Linked DNA regions of Homo sapiens: regions 1, 3 and 4 are each linked to region 2. The links are chromatin contacts, found by Hi-C or POLR2A ChIA-PET in ENCODE. All regions are on one chromosome and are shown on one strand. The core of a region is the stretch at or near the end of the contact, and the rest is flanking DNA. Distances in the headings are between cores, read along the strand shown.

Region 1 (4,655 bases), core at 1,585-4,084, 280 kb after region 2:
TACCAAGTATTAGTGAAAATATGGAACTGCTAGTGATAACATAAATTAGTGCTACCACAATTTGGCATTACCTAGTAAAGTTAAACATAATAATAATCCCACTTTGGGTATATGCCACAGAAATGCACACAGGTACACCAGGAAACATACACAAGAATAGTTATAACAGCAAAAAACAAAAACAACACAAAACCCATCAACAGTAGAATGGAAAATGTGTATGTTCATTCAATGGAATGCTGTACAGCAGTGAAAAATGTATCTCTACATCAAGTTGGCTTAATTTCAAAAAACATAATTGCAAGTGAAAAATTTAAAAAGGAATTCAGAGTATGTTTCCGTTTTTATCACAAAAGTGGCAAAACCAAACAGTATATTATTCATGGATATATGTACTATAGGGTAAATATATCAAGAAAAGCAAGGGGATAATAAACATTTCTTAAATGTCTAAAAGTATTTACTTTTTTCTTATAATTAAAATTATTCTTTTCAAGATTTAAGTTGTATCCTAATGTATATTTATGTAGCAAATGACCCCAAACCCAAGAAAAATGGAACAAAATTGCCCTTTCTATCCTCAGAGAATGTGCCTGTGCATAGGTCATGAATTAACTATTTGAGAATTTTGTACAGCTAATTTCAAAACTTGGCACCAAAGGAGGAAATAAATGAATAGTTGTTTTCCTCCAGGCCAAAAAAAAAAAAAAAAAAAAAAGCACTACTATCAAAAAGTAACGAAATACAAGAGATGTAGTATAATATCAAAAGTTAATTATGTTTTCCCAACTCCCAAATAAATGAGAACCAAATACAGGTCTTTCTCAAATTTGAGTCACTACAAACTTACAGTTTTTGCAAGGTTTGCCTCCAACCCGACAAACTGGTGAACTTTTACGGGACTGATAAAAAAGGAGCAGAGAAGACTGGGGCTAAATGATAAAGGTTTCAGAGAACTATGATTATGGCTGTGCATTTTGCTTAGAAAAGTATAATTTTATATGTCAAATAATAGTTTCCTCTATGTATCTTAAATGGTACTATTTATACTATTTGAGGACTTTTTACATTTAACACCCATATTATTCTTACTATTGTGAATATCATGATCCATTCACACAATAGGGAAAGCCCACGTGTTCACCTTAATTATCGTTATTTTGATGAACTATTCATAAACTCCCAATATGTTTCGATTTTAAGTCTACTTTAAGATAATAGAATCTTAACTGAATGAAACAGAAAATTAAACAACTCATACAGTTTGACGGCTAGTTGAAAACATCCCCCTGAAAAACTTAGTCGTTGTGTTTCATGTTCTCTTCGAGAAAAATTTTTGGCCTGTCCCTAAAATTGGTTTCTAAAGGTGCTAACTCCATATAAAATTACAAATTAGCTAAATGGATACTCGGTCACTATTAGATTCCTTTCCAACAAAGGAAATAAATTCAAGTGGAATTTAAAAAAATATTTAGTGTAACTCAAATTTCCACAAGACACGGGAGATAAAAGAAACATGAAGTGAAACGTACTTACTTGTCACTCGTCTTGAACCATGACTAAGATGCTTTTACCAAGTGTGGAAACTTTGCCTACACATTATCAGAATGCTTATCTCAAGTATGACACCCTTGCTTTTACATGCAGGGAAGAGAAATGCCTTAGAGAGTAGTTTTGGTATCTCTCTGAATGGCAGAATAATAACAGATAAAACTAGCTGTCCTTTAGTAAATGCCTACTGCTTGGACCCTTTGAATATAATAGTTCATTAGTCTTCACAAAACCGCCAACGGGTAGGCATTAGTTTTATTCAGGTAGCACCCACGTTTTTATAAAAACATGAGGCTTGCAAGTAAACTATCCTGAAGACACAGAAACCTTTTAGCAAAGCAAATATGTATATTGGTGATATATATAGTATTGATATTTATATTTGTCACCAAAGATGGTCCTGAATTAAAAAAAAAAAGGAACGCTAATGTGCAACAGCTATGTTCACGAATGTTTACAATTGAACGCTTGCCCAATAATTTTATATAAAGTCACAGAGCTGCTCTGGAAATCAGCACCATCGTATGATGTTGAATTGTGATCACGAGTGAGCTAGACCTGGGTTTGCATCCCAGTTCTGCGTGATTTGGGGCAAGTTGCTTAACTTCGCTGTGCTGCAGTTTCTTTTACTTTAAGAAGGGCCCGCCACATAGGGGTGTGGGTAAAGCACATAAATGCTTTAACACATGTCAAATGTTTAGAGCAGGCCTAACCGCAGAAAACGCTCACAGCGCGTTAGCTGGCACCTCTAAGGTCCATCCAGCTCTGGCAGTTATCCTGCCTAACTTCAAGTTGTGTTTAACATTTCGGTAAAGACCGCCTGCAGTTCTGAGACTGCACGTGGCTGTCCAGGTGCTGCAAATTCTCGACACAGACTCCAGGAGGCGAGTATCTCCAGGACGGCCGGGGCTGCGGAAGCCCTGGAGCAGCTTCTATACTTTAGAGCTTTCATGGCACAAATGCCATGAAAGCTTGTTAAAAACGACCCGCGTACCCCCCTTAGGTGGCAGGTCTCAGGTGTGGCCCAAGTTTCAAGGTGAACAAGCTCGGTGAGTCTCCTGTGCCTGGGCGGAAGCCCGCCTTGGCGGGTTAACCGTTAACTAACGCTGAACCAAAACCCAAGAGGGCCTCAGGCCCCGCAGCGGCGCGGCCACAGCCGGAATGAGGAGTCCACGCCCGCAGCCCAGCCGGAAGCAGCTGGTCCCGCCAGCCCGCCCCCTGCGCGGCGAGAACAGAACTTACTGTCCCCGAGTCCTCGCTCCGCCTCCGCGTGACGCTACTGCACGAGCCAGAGCTCCAGACGTGCGCGGCGCCTCGACGGGGGCGGGGCGAGGCCGTCCACGTGACCCAAGAAGGCCCGCCCCCGGGACCGCCTCTATGGCATTGCCGGCAGATGACCCTGGTTGATAGAGATCTCTGGCCAACAGCGCCGCGCCAGCACCTTCAAACTGGCAGGCATACTCGTGTACTTGACAAATGTGGATAGCATCAGTTTACTTTTTAGTTGTTTGTTGATCTCATTACATTTATTCAAATTTTAGATGCGCCCAGCGACTTCATTCAGTTATTTACCCTATAAAAATATTTGCAGAAGGTCGTCGCGATGCTGGTAACCCATGTATAAGGATGTTAAGGCCGGGCGCGGTGGTTCACGCCTGTAATCCCAGTACTTTGGGAGGCCGAGGCGGGCGAATCACCTGAGGTCGGGAGTTTGAGACCAGCCTGACCAACATGGAGAAACCCCATCTCTACTAAAAATACAAAATTAGCCGGGCGTGGTGGCCCAGGCCTGTAATCGCAGGTACTCAGGAGGCTGAGGCAGGAGAATCGCTTTGAATCCAGGAGGCAGAGGTTGCGGTGAGCCGAGATCGCGCCGTTGCACTCCAGCCTGGACAACACGAGCGAAACTCCATCTCAAAAAAAAAAAAAATGTTTATTGCTGTGAAGTAGTGAAAATAGCTGAAGTGATAACACGGAGGAATGGTTCAATAAAACACAGCACAACAGTACAGACATGTGAATTACTTCGTAGCTGTGTACTGTATACTCAAAGGACAGGCCCATCATGTAATGAATATTAAAGGCAAAGCGTAGAATACTATATATGGTGTCCTCTCTTTAATGTAAACAATTATTTTTTGAAATACAAACATGCAGGTATGTACATAAACTTTTTCTCGAAAAATCAAAAGAAACAATAGTGGTTGCTTTGGGAGGAGATGGAGAGTTTTCACTTTCATATTATGAACTTTGCAATTTTGCTTTTTTCTCATTGTACTTCCCTGAATTGACAACAACAACAACAAAGAAAACCACCAAAACCCTCATATTTGTGTTCCGAGCTGGGAAACTAGATGAGCCTAAGTTTTTAATTTCCTTGACTACTTTCCAGTGCAGTGATTCTTAACCCTGGCTATGCCTTAGAGTCGCTTGGGAGTTTTGAAAAGTCGTAATGCCCAGTCTGTATGCCAGACCAACAAAATAAAACACAGATTATTTGGGGTGGGAAGGGAGTGGGCAGATTCAATGTATGTTTTTAACTTCCTGAGTGATTCCAGTGTGAACCCAAGGTTGAACACTACAACTTGTATTTAGTATGGTGACATAGTGATCTCAGGCTCTAGGGTGGCCCAATGAACTGGGGCAGCCGAAACCCAGGAACTTTGTCCATTTACCTCAGTGTGCTATATAAATGCCATTTTTTAAATGAGCCTCAACATGTAAGAAGTTGAATAGCTCAGAATAATTTGTTTCCAGTGCTAGTTTCTTCTGTTTTTTTTCTCTTCAATACAGTTTTATGGTGATCAATAATATTTTATTGGGTCATTTCCCTTTTGGCCATTTTTTTCACTGACCCAAACACAAATTAACTATCTAGTTTTGATGTATCAGTTATCAAAGATATAAAATATATTTTGATTTATTGTAATTTCCATTATCTGTTAGTCATCCCAAATGATTTTATTGGCACATGGAAGGTGTTAGTAGTCCCCAGCTTGTCATCGAAGGATTAAATAAGGTTTGCCATTTTAGAAATCCTTTTTTGCTTTGTCATATTCTGGGCATTAAAAAAGGACACATCTTAGATCCATCGACCTTAAATT
Region 2 (5,144 bases), core at 690-3,189:
TTAAAATTGGTTTTGAAATGTTGCCGTCGATGATATTTTCTCCAAAATGGTCATAAATTTAAAAGAATACATTAGGGATGAGAATGCAGTTCTCAGGAATTATTTTTCTAATAAGACTGTATCCTACAGAAATAAGAGAAATAGGAAATCTCAGTATTAGGCTGCTATACTCTTTAATCCAGAACTAGAAATTTTAATACTGGATCCAGGGGAACCATGTGAAAAATAACAGGGAAAGCAATTTCACCTTACTTTTTCCTTGCTTAATATACATCTTGCTAAAGAGGAACAATGGAAGGAAATAAATGGACTTATTTTTCCTGAATTATTTATTAATTATAATTCCTGAATTATTGTTATATGACCTGAATTTTGGGGATAACTGCCAATATTTCTCTTTGTGCTAGAAAAATTTGGCATTTTGCACTACTCTCTTCAGTAAAATAGCTATCATATGGAAATTTCAGACGGCTCTAATATGTGTTGGATCCTCTCTACCCTCTGCCCTTCCCTGTCAGTAGGAATATTTAGCTCTTATTGATTTCTCTAATACTTAACTTTTTCTATTGCCAGTGAAGGCTACCCTCCCCTTCCTACTCCTCCACCCTTCAGCATTGGTTTGCACATCTGGGCTGATGTGAGAGGCTTTTTTTTTTTTCTCCCCTCAACCCATAATGTTTGGGCCTAAAGTCATAACTGCAGGTCTAGTTTAAAAAATAGCACATGTGGCTTTCAGGTTGAGGTTTCTATTTTCTGTTCTGATTCTAGACTATTCTGTCCCTAAACTGTGGAGCCTGAATAGTACATGCAAATATATTTCTCTAGCTTAAAGTATATTTTCTAGATTTTAAGGAAGTCACAGAATCAAGAGTCTAGAAATAATTTGAGAACAACAGAGAATTCTAATGTTTAAATGTTTGCAGTAAGTTTGTATCTAAGCTAATATATAGTCTATATATAGTCAAATAATAGATTTTAGATAAAATTAAGAGATGGACTGGCTTCCTGGGATGCCGGAGGGGAGGTGGGTTCTGAGGCCATACAAATTGGGAAACTATTCAGTATGAAAAGACCCACAGCAAAGAAAGTTATTTTGTTTAACTTGGCATTTCCTAAATTTATTTGAGGAAAGAACCCCTCTTTCACATAAGGAAACTTTTCAGCATGCTTCAGAAATGCTGGTGGAAAGAAAGCAAACACTTCAGTTCTAGGCCTGGCTCAGGCATTAATCCACCTTTTCATTTAACAAATATGCATTGAGTGACTACTTTGTGCCACGCACCACTTGAGGTGCTGACAATATATTCAGGGAACACAACAGACAAAAGCCTCTGTCCTTGCAGAGCTTATATTCTAGTGAAGGGAGAAAGACTATAAACATAATATGTTAGTATTACAAGGTAATGAGTGTTTCAGACAGCCATGGAGCAGGCTCGGATTTGTAGTACAGGGGTTGTCAATCTAAGTATGACTCTAACTTGAACAAATCACTAAGCCTCATTGTCCCTAATCTATAAAAAAGAAATTATAGATGATCTTGGCCCGCTCAGCTATATGAGTCCACTTTAACACCAGGAATTGTCATGTCAAACCATGGTACTGCTGGTTCACTGAGCATTTACAATCACCTTATCAGAAAAGGTGTCTGTCAAACAAGAATTCTGTAAGTTTGAATGATTTGTAATCCCACAGAAGAACAAAACACTTAAATAAATGAAGAAAACCCTTGCTGGTTCTATTTTTAATCTAATGTATACCTCAATCCAATATTGAGTAGAAAGTATTTGACTCAAGGACAGGAAACCTGCAGTAAAGGTACCAACAGCTTTTCAGCAGATGTTAGCATTCACATATGAGAAAGTTGCAGCAGTGTGCACATTGTGCTTCTGCCCTAGATCCTTATGTAAATAGGACGTCCGTGACTTGATGTTGAAATGACCTTTCAGGCAGTATTCTGTTGCCACATGCCTGAGCTTGTATCCCAGAGTAATTAGACGTTTTGACTTACACATCTTGGTATACAGTGTTTATGCTAATTATAAATGTCTGAAAGTTTCCTGAAACTTTTTCTTTGTAGCTTTTTATCAAAGACAGACAGGAGGTTGGGAGGAGGGTTGTGGATTGTGGTCCTAAGCCTTTGATTTTCAGTCTCTCATTTTTGGAATGAAAATTAAAATCTGCTTTTCCAGTTGCCGAGACATGGTGGTATATTTTTATATTCTTCATCTTGAACAAGAAACTGTTTGGAATCACAGCATTTTAATACTTTTTAAATAATATTTTATTCTTAAGGCATTTAGCTAAAAATTCAAGATTGTGAGTCCCTAAATAAAAATTATTCCCAACTGACCTGTAGGAAAAGCTTAAAATACTAAAATTAAAATGGAGAAGTTTCTATCTCACAAAGGAATGGTCTTCCAATATTGTTTCAAAATCAGACCTCAAAACTTATTTCCTGTGGTGGTTACCTCAGTCCTCAAAGCTGACCCTAGGTCTACCAGTAGCAGTCAGTACATTTTCACTTCCTCCTCCTCGTATTTCATGAACCTGAAGGCTAGTTTTTAAGAAAATGCTTTATAACCATTTTGGAAAAAAGAACTGTGTAGATACACAATGGAATAGGCTCCTGCATATCAGAGGGGACTGACGCATATCCACAGGTTCCTCTGAAACTCTGCCTGAATGGCTCTAGATTAGACAAGGTCTCAGACCCACCCTAGCTCTGGCCTTCAACAGTCCCACAGGTTCTGGTCTGCTCTGAAGTTGCCATAGTTTAGTTCTAAAGCTTCCCTCTCACCAACCTGCCCTAATTGTCATATATTACCTGCTCTTTCCAATAAGTCTCCTGCTTTCCTGTCCATTGGCCAAATTGTTACACAGCCTTACCAGCCATAAACATAAGTGCTACCTTATATACCCATTTCATTCTTAAGAGTATACTTGGATATTGATACAATTAACTTTGTGTCTAATTAATACATCTTCAAGAAATTAGATGCACTAAGTCTACAAACCCTTTTGAAATTTTAAGGATGTAAAATTTGCCTGAAAACATCTTGCTCTTGAAAAGCTTCAGATTAGCTCAGACCATACCATCTGCATTGATGCTGCTCTGAAACTACCAAGAAAAGGCAATGTAGAACTCTGATTGGCCTGGGCTTAGCTCAGACCATACCATCTGCATTGATGCTGCTCTGAAACTACCAAGAAAAGGCAATGTAGAACTCTGATTGGCCTGGGCTCCATGTCCCTTTGTTCCCTAACCTCTAAGCTCCACTTCAGCTCCATAGCTGCAAAGAAACTCATGACGTGCATCAAGAGTCACCCTTTGGTCCCAAAGTGAACACTATTTGCCCTGATGCCTGCCCCTGCCGTGTCTGCGTACTGCTCAAATATACCCATAGTGTTACACGCAGGTAGGAGAGACTGTTGAGAAGTTCTGCTATCAGAGGTGAGGACAGAGGTGGTTTGTTACTGATCTTTAGCAGTCTGAGAATCTTATCATTGTGTGTGGCATATGATAAGAACAAGGAAAAATGGTAGGGATTGAAAGCACTCTGCAGATAAGTTACTCTGTATTTCTTTTTTTTTTTTCACTTTATTTTTTATTTTTATAGACACAGGGTCTCATTGTGTTGCCCGGGCTGGTCTCGAACTCCCAGGCTCAAGTGATCCTCCCACCTCAGCCTCCCAAAGTGCTGGGATAACAAGTGTAAGTCACCACACCCAGCCTCTGATTTCTTTTCTAAGGGGATGACCTATTTCTGTTTATAATCCAAAATTTATCAGCCTTGGCCCTACTGATATTTTGTACTGCGTAATTGGAGGGAATGTCCTGTGCAGTGTAGGGTGTTTGGCAGTATCTCTGGCCTCCCACTACATGCCAATAGCACCCTCCCAGACCAAATGTCCTCTGGGGGACAAAATTGCCCCTTGTTAAGAACCACTGTTTTAATCTATGTGTAACACAAATTTCAAAACACTTTGGTGAGTACATAGCATGGATTATGATTTTTTAAAAACTTTGTTTCTTTTTAAGCTGATTCTATTCTAGTCATGGTCATATTTTTTAAATCTGTAGCTTTTTTCCTACTGAAGAGACTTTTAAAAAACAAGAATATGAAAGTCTTCTGTGTCCACCATCAGGCCAAACTATAATGCTTTAAGAGAAAAAAATGCATAGAAAGATAATTATTTTACCTTAAAAAGCATAAATGTTACTTAAGAAGTTAGGATTGGGTGGTTTGGAGGATGAGAAAGGAAAAAGCTACATTTAAGTAACAAAGGTTTGTTAAGAGCTTTCTGTAACACTCTGTTTAGTGGACATTTGAACTAAAGGACTCCAGCCATGAAGTTAAAAGTTTTCACTAAAAGAACACTGCACATTTGCAGAATTTGAGTACAGACTCTAATCACTCTTGAAAAATAGGGGGAAAAAAACTGTACAATTCAACCTTTTAAAAATGCAATTTAGGCTGGGCGCAGTGGCTCACGCCTGTAATCCCAGCACTTTGGGAGGCCAAGGCCAGCAGATCACGAGGTCAGGAGATCAAGACCGTCTGGGCTAGCACAGTGAAACCCTGTGTCTACTAAAAATACAAAAAATTAGCCGGGCGTGGTGGCGGGTGCCTGTAGTCCCAGCTACTTGGGAGGCTGAGGCAGGAGAATGGTGTGAACCAGGAGGCGGAGCTTGCAGTGAGTTGAGATCGTGCCACTGCACTCCAGCCTGGGCGACAGAGAGATTACGTCTCAAAAAAAAAAAATGCAATTTAGAGTCTACCAGATGGGATGGTCTTACATTCTCTGATAGGTATGGAAGTACTGCTATATTCCCAAACCTGAGCTATGCAGTAGGGAAAACTTTAGATCTAAACCGAAGCTGGAGCCTCATAGGAAGATGAAATATCATATGGAGATGAGACCTCTTTAAAACCACTTTTAAAATTTCTCCAACCAGGTTCTGCAGATCTAGATGAAGGGTTAGGGGAGAAGATGGATGGAAGTTAAATGAGTCATGCCTAGGGAGGGGATTTCATTCAGGTGTCCACACCTTTCTTACCTATCTAGGCATATCCCTTCTCTGTCAGCAGAACCCTGCTCTTCCCAGAGAAACAAAAGCAGACATTAGTGAGTACTGTTATACC
Region 3 (5,141 bases), core at 2,083-4,582, 360 kb before region 2:
GGACCAGACAGAAATGATGCTAAGAATGTTCATCAGTAAAGATGAAACACAGGTTCAAACAGCAGAATGAGACTTGCCAATCAAAGTATCAAGGAACGACAGGGAGTTTGGATCCGTCTTGTGAAAGAGTCTAAGTGCCTGCGGCCAGGAAAGTGATCTGAGTTCCTGCACCTCCAGATGACCAAAATATCTGTGAAAAGTTAGTCCTGTATGTGCCTGGATGTAAGATACAGAACCCCTTTATATTTGAGCCTTTTGAAGCCCCTTATACTCTATTTTAGATAAATATTATTTAGGGAAGACCAATTAGCCTACATAAACCTCAATCAATGTTAATTTCAGTTGCTTGTAGAAGCCAATCTGATGAAATCTATGTTATATAAATAAATGGAGCCCAGTCCCTACCCCCTAGATATTCTGATTTAATTGGTCAATGATTATACCCTGTAATAAATTTTTTTCTTTTTTTTTTTTTTTTGAGACGGAGTCTCGCTCTGTGGCCCAGGTGGGAGTGCAGTGGCGCAATCTCGGCTCACTGCAAGCTCCGCCTCCCGGGTTCACGCCATTCTCCTGCCTCAGCCTCCCGAGTAGCTGGGACTACAGGCGCCCGCCATCACGCCCGGCTAATTTTTTTGTATTTTTAGTAGAGACAGGGTTTCACCGTGTTAGCCAGGATGGTCTCGATCTCCTGACCTCGTGATCCGCCCGCCTCGGCCTCCCAAAGTGCTGGGATTACAAGCGTGAGCCACCGCGCCCGGCCAACAAATTTTTTTTCTATGAACCCTCAGGTGATTCTAAGTTGCAGCCAAGGTTGGAAAGCACTAACTTGATAAAATCAGCATATTTTTTTAGAATGGCTGATTTAGCAATTATTCTTAAAATTATGATAACCCCACAATGACAAAAGTTGGAGTTTTCACTGTTAGTCTTTAATAGGTGACAACTTAAAAGTGTTTTAAAATACAATAAGTGGTAAAATTATGGTGTTTATGAATATTTACCTACAAGAGTCATAAAAAATAAAAACCCTTCCTAGTGCTATACCAGTTGGTGATTGATACTTGGATAAAATTTCTGACGACAGTATCCAGGGATGCCTCATAAGGTTGTTTAGGTTATGCACTGCACAACTCCAAGGATTTGTTCCATTAATACAATGTTCACATCTCATTGCCTAGCTAATATTAAGGTTTTTGTCATACTTAGACATATGTGGAAAGATGTTCCTCTGACCATTTTGTACAGAAATGATAGCGGAAGTAGATTTTTTTCACTCAGCGAAGGAACTGAATTTTGCCTCTCAGTTGACACAGGATAAAACAGAATGTTCTCATGCTGAAGCTGGAGACAGAGAAGCTGTGGTGGACGTCTGTTATTTATAGCAATCCAGCTTCCCTGCCTCCTTTGTCTGGTATTAGACACCCCACCCCCACCCCGCCAACACACACATAGCTTTTCTCCTGGAGGAATCCATCCCATGTGGTGCGTATGTTACCTTTCCGGCTCTACCCTCATCACCACCACGGGGGTGAGCACATGCTAGGTCTGGTCAAACCACCCCAGAAAGTGATCGTTCAACAATGGACATAGGACTCAAGTGGAGCCTATAAGAGCGTTGCCAGGAGTTTTTTACAGGACCTGAGAAGATGCTCTCTCCATGGAGTTGATAAAGCTAATAGAATTTCTACTAGCAGAAGATGTTAATTGTTCTCCAATATCTGTTCCCTCTTTTTTTCACAATAATAAAGTTTCAGCTAGGCAAATGGTCTTACACAATACGTAGAATAAAAGCCTACATTTTCCAGCCTTCCTTGGAAAATGTAGCTACATATGGCCACATCAATGCCATGTAAGTGAAAATGTCATGTGAGAGCTTTCAGATACCTTTTTTAAGAAACAGTTGCTTTGTACCCTTCATCATTACTTCTCTCCTCGCGCATCTGCTGCTTGGGACATGGACATCATGGCCGGAGCTCCATTGTGAACCAGGGATGGCAAGGCAGAAAACTGTAATGATAAGCAGCTGAAGTCTTCTGGGGGACATAATTGTCTTACTTGCCGTGAATTGCTTACAACTAGACCCTTATGTGAGAGAGAAATAAACTATCTTGTTTAAGCCACTTAGCATTTTTCCTGTTACTTGCAGCTGTAATTAACTGCTGATTAATCTTGGTTAATTCATTGCCTTCATCAACTGTTCACCACACACAGAGACACTGCCTGAGCATGAAGACAACTCAGAGAAAGGCAGAGCAAAAACAAAAAGAATTCTGTTAATATAATTTGAGTCACCGGATCTAGTCACGCCTAAAGTCATGCTACCTTTTGAGTTTTTCAGTTAAATAAGCCAGCCTATTTACTTGTTGCTTAGGATGTTAAAACTTGAGTTTCTGTCATTTGCAACAACAACAATAAAAGTCCAGATGAATCAGCAACCATGAGGAAGTATTGCTCTCAATAATGCATATGACATTATTTTGACCAATTATGGGCTCTAGAATTGGGAGTCAGAATCAATGTATCTTGATATCTCCAGATTCTCAAGAGACAGAGAGGTCTAAACTGACATCTGGATTACATTATCATCCACATTATTCCTTTGCCATGGGCATATTGTTTCTATTATTTTAAACACCACATGGAGCTCCACAGGCTTGCAAGACATTTCCCTGGAAATTAATAATTCAGGAAGATTCACCTGGCTTCAAAGTACAGGAGGGACTGAAAGGATTTTGAAGGGTGGAATGGAATCGCAGAGACCAGTTAGGAGTAGGAATTGAGGTAACAGGGGCTTAGTGTTAGTGTGAATACATACAAAAGGACAACAGTTAAGAAAAAAAAAAAAATCTTACCTCTACCTTTAACACATGTTCTGTTCTACTGGTATTTTATATTAGTAAAGTGGTTCATAGTTCATGAAGTATTTTCACATACATTATCTCATTTGATACTTAAATAAGCAAAGTGAGTAACTAGTGTTACCATTTTACAGAAGTGGAAACTGAGGCTTAGTGTGGGTATGGGTCTTACCCAAAGTCATGTTGGTGTCAGAGCAGGGGCCAAAACCCAGATTTTCTGATTAGCAGTTGAATCTGGATGCATTGGCTCTCTCCGTACAGAGACTTACCTATAAGCAAAATTTTCTTTTCAAGCAACTTCATTCAGTTTTGTTTGTGAATTCTACTTCATTGTTAGTCATTTCATTGTTCTCTTCTTACTCATTACCTGTCCTGAGAAGTGATGTAGGCTGAGAGACAAAACTTTATCCTAATATGAATCATCTTTATAATGCAATATTGGAACCAAGGAGTGTGTGTGTGGGGACTGGGGGAGTGGAATTAGGAACTACCAAACAGCAACAAAAACCACAACGTTGAGTACCAGAGAATGAATTTACGGTAATTTAAAAAATCTTTTTCTCTGCTTAGTGCCTCCAATACGAGATCACCTCTTGTTCATTATGGCACCAGTAGGCCTGATTATTTTAATAATTTACCATTTCAAGGAGCCATGGAGACAGAAAGGAAATTGCTTTTAGACAATGTGTTATTCAAGCAAACGGAAATGGTTTCTGAACCACAGAAAACAAATAAACATGCCTCTACCTGGAACTTCATTAGTGTTTGCCTGTTGTCTGGCGCTAAAGGATGTGCTTTAAAAAAATGGTGCAGTGTGTGCTTGGAGATTCTGAATGTTAGTGGGGCTATCTGAACTCTAAAAGAAGAGGATGTTGACTGTGTCTAGGACCACTGAACTTGGATGAACTCCTACAGGCTGGGTGTGAAACCACATGCTAAATGTCTTCCCATACAGCAAAATAAGATGCCAAATCCTTAATGGTCAGCTCAGTTTTTATAACTTCTCAAGAAGCATATTTTATTATTACTCAAAATATAATGCAAGTATACCATGTATAGCTGTGGTATAAGAACATTAATCAGAACATTGATACATGGTGCTCTAGTGACACTGTAAAGCCTTCTAGAAGAATTACCCATCTTCTGTTCTTATCATGTCTATTAATGTGCCTTTCATCCTTTGCTTGTGAATTAAAAAATACGTTGTTTGGAATTCTGTGGGATCCTGCTGAATTCCTTAGGACCATGGTCAAACATAGCTAAATGGTTATCCTTTTCCATAATATTATTCTTGGGCATGGAAAGGAGTATCTTTTTAATAAAGGAAAATTGGCAGGGGGATTCCTTGCAGTGCAGGCCTGGTTTGGCACAAAAAGTGAGGTGTTAGAGATGCAAACATCTCATCTTCAGATCCGCAGCTGGCAAAAACACAAGGGGACACATTTCCCTGGCAAGACTGGGCCATCTGCAGCACCACAGTGGGCCTCAAGTCTCTGGACTGACCTTCGATCAAATGGTAGAAATCCAGAGTAAAGCAATGTGACCTGGCAAACAGAGGCTCCTGGAGCAGAGTGTGTGATTTCTTCCATTCCTGCAGAGATCCTCATTTGGCTGGAAGTCCACCCGAGAGACCAAGTGTTTCCAGATATTTGGCAGAAAAAGAAATACTCTCTTTTCAGCTTTCTCTAATTCAAAGAAATAGAATGCTGACAAGAAAATATGAGTATCATCCATCCTTCTGATATAGCATTAATAGCTGTACAGATTTTAATGTTTATACATAATGGTGCTAACAGTGGCTGCTTATATGGTCATTATAAGACTACAACATTTTTTAAGCTATAGGATATGATGAGAGATAGTAGATGAAATATGTGGATGCATGTATTTATGCATATGTATATATACATGCATGTAACTGCATGTGTGTGGCATGATACATGATGAAATATGAATGCATGTGCATACATGCACAGTGTATGTGTATATGCATGTGTGTGTGTATACACAAGTGGTATATTGAGCATGCAGGACTCAAGAGGTGTAATCACAAAAAGCCATTTTGCTTTTGTTTTCTATCTTCTGCTGTCTTTCGTAGGCAGGGGACATCTTCCTCTTCCCCTGGATGGAAATAAGCAATCCCATGCTTTTTCTAAGCATACCTAGGATATACAAAATCCTATGATCACTTTAAGTTGTAAAATATAATCCTTAATTCAGATACTAGAAATTCCAGCTGCATGTATGAACCAGTGTGGCAGAAGCTACCATGTTCTCCACCCC
Region 4 (4,734 bases), core at 150-2,649, 410 kb before region 2:
TAGTTGGCATTAGATGCTGCAAAATATAACCTTGAGGTAAATAGCAAAGACATGGCTTTCCTTCTTTCTCTTAATACTGACTGCTTAAAAAATTTTGCCCAGTCATTGTTTCCTGTCCGATTACCATAAAGTCTTTCTGTGATGCTTTCCTCATTGAAAGGCCATGAGTTCAGGCAAGACTTTTAAGTGTCTAGGGGTTGAAGATAGGATCCTAACCCACAGAGCTCAAGGCACTTTGTCTCTTTCCACCTATAGCCTGTCTACCTGTCTCTCTCAGGAACCTAGGAGGGATTCTCAGAGGGCCACCCTGGGGAGATAGCCACACTCAGTTTACTAGGTTTACTGTGTTCTCTGCAGCTTTGGGCTCAGAGGGTCAACTACTCGCTCTACCTGCAAATCAAACACAGAAGAGTTCCTGTCCTCAGCAGGACTCACCTTAGCTCTCCTCCAAGGACAAGTGTATCCATAACTGGTATGGATACACTTGCATTTAACAAGGATATTTGTATTATTTGGCTACATGCCTATGACTTCAAGTTTTATGTTAGGTGTCCTTGTCACTTAAACTCTGGGGCTTTGTCCAGATATAACTGTGTTCTTCCAATGAAACAAATTTAGATCTCTTTGCACTTTTGGGTTTTCCCCCAGCTCACTGTGTGATTTTAGCTTAATCACTTAATTCTCCCACTCTTCCATTTCCCATCTATCATGTGCAATGTTATGACCAATAATTAGTGAATGGCAATAACTTGAACTTACAAAAGGCCTTCCTTCCAGGAAACTCACAATACTTCATGAGGGCTAGTTGGTATCCTTCACAAAACCCCAGTGAGAAACGTTTTGCTTTTTATACTGTTTTTCTACTTGGTTCTATTTTTATAGATGCACCAAGAAGATTAAATAAGTTTCTTGGGGTCGTATGTTATCTTGGTGTCACATATTTTCTTGGTAGCATGTTATCAAAAGCCTTTGATGGTGCTCTTCTGGCAATGCTGTTCAAATCAAGTTGCACAGCTAAAGTACTTAGTGTTGGTAACTGGCAACAATCAAAAACTATAATAATCACCCGTAAAGCTGGAGACCTGGCCCCTCATTATGTTAGCACATATTAGGAAATATGTTTTGCTACTTTTTTCTTCCAGTAATGGTTATTATTTCCCAGTCAAATCCAAGTTCTGTTGCTGTTACTGAAATGGAGCAGAGTGCCCATGAGCCAATGCCTGGCAGTGCACTCCAAGCAGCCTCCACTGTCACAACACAAAAAACCAAACCATCTACAGAGCCAGAATGGCACACAGAGGAAGACAGAAACATGAGAAGTAGCCTTGCCAAAGTCCAAAGGTCTGAGCAAGAACACCAGGAGCCAAGTCTCTAGAGCACAAACAACCAGGCAGAAGGGCTCCCAGGAACAGGATGTTCTGCGGCATTTCCAAAAACCCCTGGCCTCTGGGCACGGCATCCAGAGCTCACCAAGCACCCTCTTCCCAGGGGTTCGCTTCCAGAAAGAGAAATATAATATACTTTGGAATGAGCAGCAAGCTATCCACCAAATCACATTTCTACTTATTGAAAAGTGAATCTCTTTAGACTAAATCTCAGAGCAAAGTTGTTTGGGGGGAGAAGTGATGTGATCAACTTTTCCCACTCCAGACTCAGAGTTCAATACTTTCTATTATCTAAATATACCTGTTTAGGCCTTGTGAGTTACCTATATTGTAACCACTACCTACAGAAATTTACAAGTTCTAATAATACCATAAACAAGGATTACAAAGGAAGAAGGAAGGAAAGAATAGGATAATAAATGAAGCAAAGTATGAAGAAAGCAGAAGTAAAACAGCATAAGGCAGCATATAGCATTAAGTCATAAGTCAAAAAACGATGCAGAGTTTTTGAAACTCTCAAGAATATTTGAAACTGAAATTTGAAGTGCATAAATGCATTTGAAATATGAAAGCAGAATAAAAATAGGTTTGTTGTTTTGTTTGTTGAACGTTTCAACCTAACAGAAGATGATGACAGAACTTCTTAATGATTATGGTCTAACAATTGTTGTGTCATAACTTTCAGGAATAAAAACATGGACACTGTTAGTAAAGTCAAGTCTATTTACTCCTTTCATTTCTCATTCCAAAGCTTTCATCCTAGCTGTGCCTCCAGCAAGGAATGCTGGATAGAGTAGGCTAAGACAGAAAAAAAAAATTAAAAGTTTTCCTTAGCTATAGAAACATAAGGAAAAATTTCAAGTACTAATGTTTTATATGTGTTCAAAATGTTAGAGGTATTCTGTTAGGTTCATGTCTTTGCTAATGCCCAGAGGACTTTGTAAAGACAGACAGTAAACTAATGAAGAGAGAAGTAAAACCATTGATTTGATGTCAGAAATCAAGTCCAAAGATGTCCAGATTTGTAATGAAGAAAAAGGTTCAGGTTGCTGGATTCCCAGCACAGCAGTCCAGCTTTGAACTTGGAGGAGGTAGATGCCAAAGAGGACATTAACATTGAACTCCACAGAAGTGAGCATCATAACCATGGTGCACAGATGTGGCTACCTGCATTACAGAAGATCCAGCTGGTGTCCCCAGATCCCTCCAAACATGTGTGGAATCACAGGAATTCAGACGTCTTGTTTCCTAGCTACTGTGTCCTGAGCTTTGCGGCATCTTACTTCCAGTGTTACTACGGACATAAATGGTGTCCTAATATTTTTTCCCTTTCTTCAGTGTACTATGAAGTTCAATGTCAATTGACATAGTACCATAATAAAGTACATAAAATATAATTTTACCTATAATTCTTTAGTATTATATGAGCATACAGAGACCATAGTTGGTTCTTACCATTAAATGAAAGACTTCCTTTTTTTTCTCTCTTGATTGAAAATAGAAAAGGGGAAACCAGGCTAAAAGGGGTTTGGGTCAGAGCTTAATGGCATATTAGGGTGTCTATGGGTGTGTGTGTGTGGTTGTGTGATTCATTTCCACTCTCATGTCAGAAGAGACCCTTGGAATCAGAGTAAGTTTTACTTTGTTTTAGCTCAGTTTCGCTTTCAGGGTTCTATGATATCAGGGTTAAATTCATCCATTTAAATTGCAAGCCCAAATGTTTTCCAAGTGTCTTTTTTTCAAATATGTTTCATCTAACATTGTAAAGATCAAACGTAAACTCCTAGCTTCTGCAAAACAGCTCTTACCCCAGGGTCTTCCATATTAAATATTTACTGAATTAATGAAACTCTTCCCAGTTTTACTCCTAAAACATACTTTCTGGTGATTCACAGTTTTGAAGTGTGATCTTCTACTACTTGATTAACAGACATGAAATCTAAGTCCTCAGATATTAAAGGAAGAACCGGGACTAAAAGTCACATCTCCTGACTCCAAATTGAGTGTTTTGAGGTCCATCACATGCTTTACCCCAAATCTCTATTCCCAAAGTAAATTAAAAATGTGTGACTCAGAATTAGACATCTGGAAAAGCATTTTGGGGACAAAGAACAGTAATAGTAAATGTCTACAGCAAAACCTCACAAGAAACTGCAGAATGCCTTAACACTGTGGGTTTGATGTGCTCCTTCCAATGGGAACCTCTAGAGGGCAGTCCACTCTTCATAACAGACAAGTTCTGCCGGGTTTACAAGAACTCTGGGAGCGAAAAATCTAAAATGTTTGGCATACTTTCTAACAGCTTTCAATCAAACAGGGCACACAAATATCTCAGGCCCAGTCCAATTTTTGGCTGCGTTGGAGAAGAACGCGACTTAACTATGTATTTAGCTATGGGTTTTTTCTCTTTTTCCCTCTCTCCCTAAGCATGAAGGCTCTAATGTTTAATATGAAATGAACTTGAAACTTCCCTTATAATACTAACCTAATACACTGGAGTAAAACATATTTATTGGTAAATGTGCAAGTAAAGAACAGAAAGAGAACAGAAGACTTGCAGAGAACTACTGCCGGTTGAGAGTTGGAGTCAAAATAGGGGGCAGCGGGTGGTAGGAGCTAAGGTTTAAGAGATAGACAAGGGACAGCCCCAGGAAAGGAGGTTGAATTTCCTTGTGTAGATTCAGAATGACTTTAGCAAGAGAAGGACTGGGTCAGATTACTGTTTTGTATATGAATCATTCAGGTAGCTCTGGAGAGAGAATGGAGTGGGCCAGGTCTAGAAACCAGGAAGCCAATTGAGAGACTGTTATATTGGTCCAGTTAAAAGAAGGTGCATTTGAGATAGGGTAGTGGTGGTAGGAGTGGAGTTGAGAGGATGGGTTTGAGAAATGCATAGGAGGGGAAAACATCAGGATGTAATGATCAGTTGGATAAAGGGAGTGAGGAGAAGAAAAAAGTCAAGGCAGACATTTTATAACTTTTGTCACTGGGTAAAGAGAAGGTAACAGAACAAATAGAGGTTTAGGTTGGAGGGAAGTGATACATGTAGCTTTTGAGCAATTGAATCCGAAATGTCTGAAGAGTGCCCAAGAAAAGCTGCCTAGCAGGTGATGGAATTGGTGAGCCTAAAGCTTGGGGGAGAAATTGGAGATGGAGATTGAACTAGACAGTCATTACTATACAGATGGTAGCTGAAATCCTGAGTGTAGAAAAATCCACCCAAGAAGAGTATCAGTAATGAGAAGAGCGGTAGGCTAAAACAGAAAGGTAGGTAACCCCAGCATGTGGGTGGTAGATGGAGGGAGAGGAGACCATGGTTGGGAAAGAACAGAAACAAATGAGGCAAGCT

What was found. Hi-C counts contacts between places; a loop is a spot of excess contacts on that map. ChIA-PET counts read pairs that join two places held with the same protein, here RNA polymerase II (POLR2A). Pooled maps may share reads with other maps.
Region 1: a map with no recorded cell type shows a loop between it and region 2 (3-fold over the local background). The contact joins the promoter of RFESD here to the enhancer-like site in region 2. A Hi-C loop is called at or near these places in 8 of 37 single-sample maps with no recorded cell type and 4 of 50 pooled maps. POLR2A ChIA-PET finds 5 or more read pairs at or near these places in 4 of 52 experiments (GM12878, K562, PC-9 and 1 more).
Region 3: a map with no recorded cell type shows a loop between it and region 2 (6-fold over the local background). The contact joins two enhancer-like sites. A Hi-C loop is called at or near these places in 3 of 37 single-sample maps with no recorded cell type and 8 of 50 pooled maps. POLR2A ChIA-PET finds 5 or more read pairs at or near these places in 2 of 52 experiments (Caco-2 and activated T-cell).
Region 4: a map with no recorded cell type shows a loop between it and region 2 (6-fold over the local background). The contact joins two enhancer-like sites. A Hi-C loop is called at or near these places in 15 of 37 single-sample maps with no recorded cell type and 9 of 50 pooled maps. POLR2A ChIA-PET finds 5 or more read pairs at or near these places in 3 of 52 experiments (MCF 10A, activated T-cell and common myeloid progenitor, CD34-positive).

What each region holds. Positions count from the first base shown.
Region 1 is chr5:95,644,956-95,649,610 of GRCh38, reverse strand. RFESD (Rieske Fe-S domain containing) reads right to left here and starts at 2,834. Exons shown (of 6, transcript NM_001131066.2): 1 at 2,794-2,834.
Region 2 is chr5:95,921,691-95,926,834 of GRCh38, reverse strand. The region is part of intron 2 of ELL2 (elongation factor for RNA polymerase II 2); the gene reads left to right. Among named protein-coding and RNA genes, the nearest start is that of ELL2, 38 kb to the left of the region's middle. RefSeq lists enhancers at 1,816-2,110, 2,592-2,731. Within about 2 kb of position 1,939, at least 6 of the 41 ENCODE cell types and tissues checked have a DNase peak (open chromatin) inside an H3K27ac peak, as active enhancers do; they include GM12878, where a contact is called at or near this core.
Region 3 is chr5:96,278,467-96,283,607 of GRCh38, reverse strand. All of the region lies in intron 1 of LOC101929710 (a long non-coding RNA gene), which reads right to left. It also overlaps a transcript of CAST not described here. Among named protein-coding and RNA genes, the nearest start is that of PCSK1, 150 kb to the left of the region's middle. RefSeq lists an enhancer at 3,260-3,309. Within about 2 kb of position 3,332, at least 2 of the 41 ENCODE cell types and tissues checked have a DNase peak (open chromatin) inside an H3K27ac peak, as active enhancers do.
Region 4 is chr5:96,335,441-96,340,174 of GRCh38, reverse strand. The region is part of intron 3 of LOC101929710 (a long non-coding RNA gene); the gene reads right to left. The region is part of intron 1 of LOC107986365 (a long non-coding RNA gene); the gene reads right to left. It also overlaps a transcript of CAST not described here. Among named protein-coding and RNA genes, the nearest start is that of PCSK1, 95 kb to the left of the region's middle. Within about 2 kb of position 1,399, at least 14 of the 41 ENCODE cell types and tissues checked have a DNase peak (open chromatin) inside an H3K27ac peak, as active enhancers do.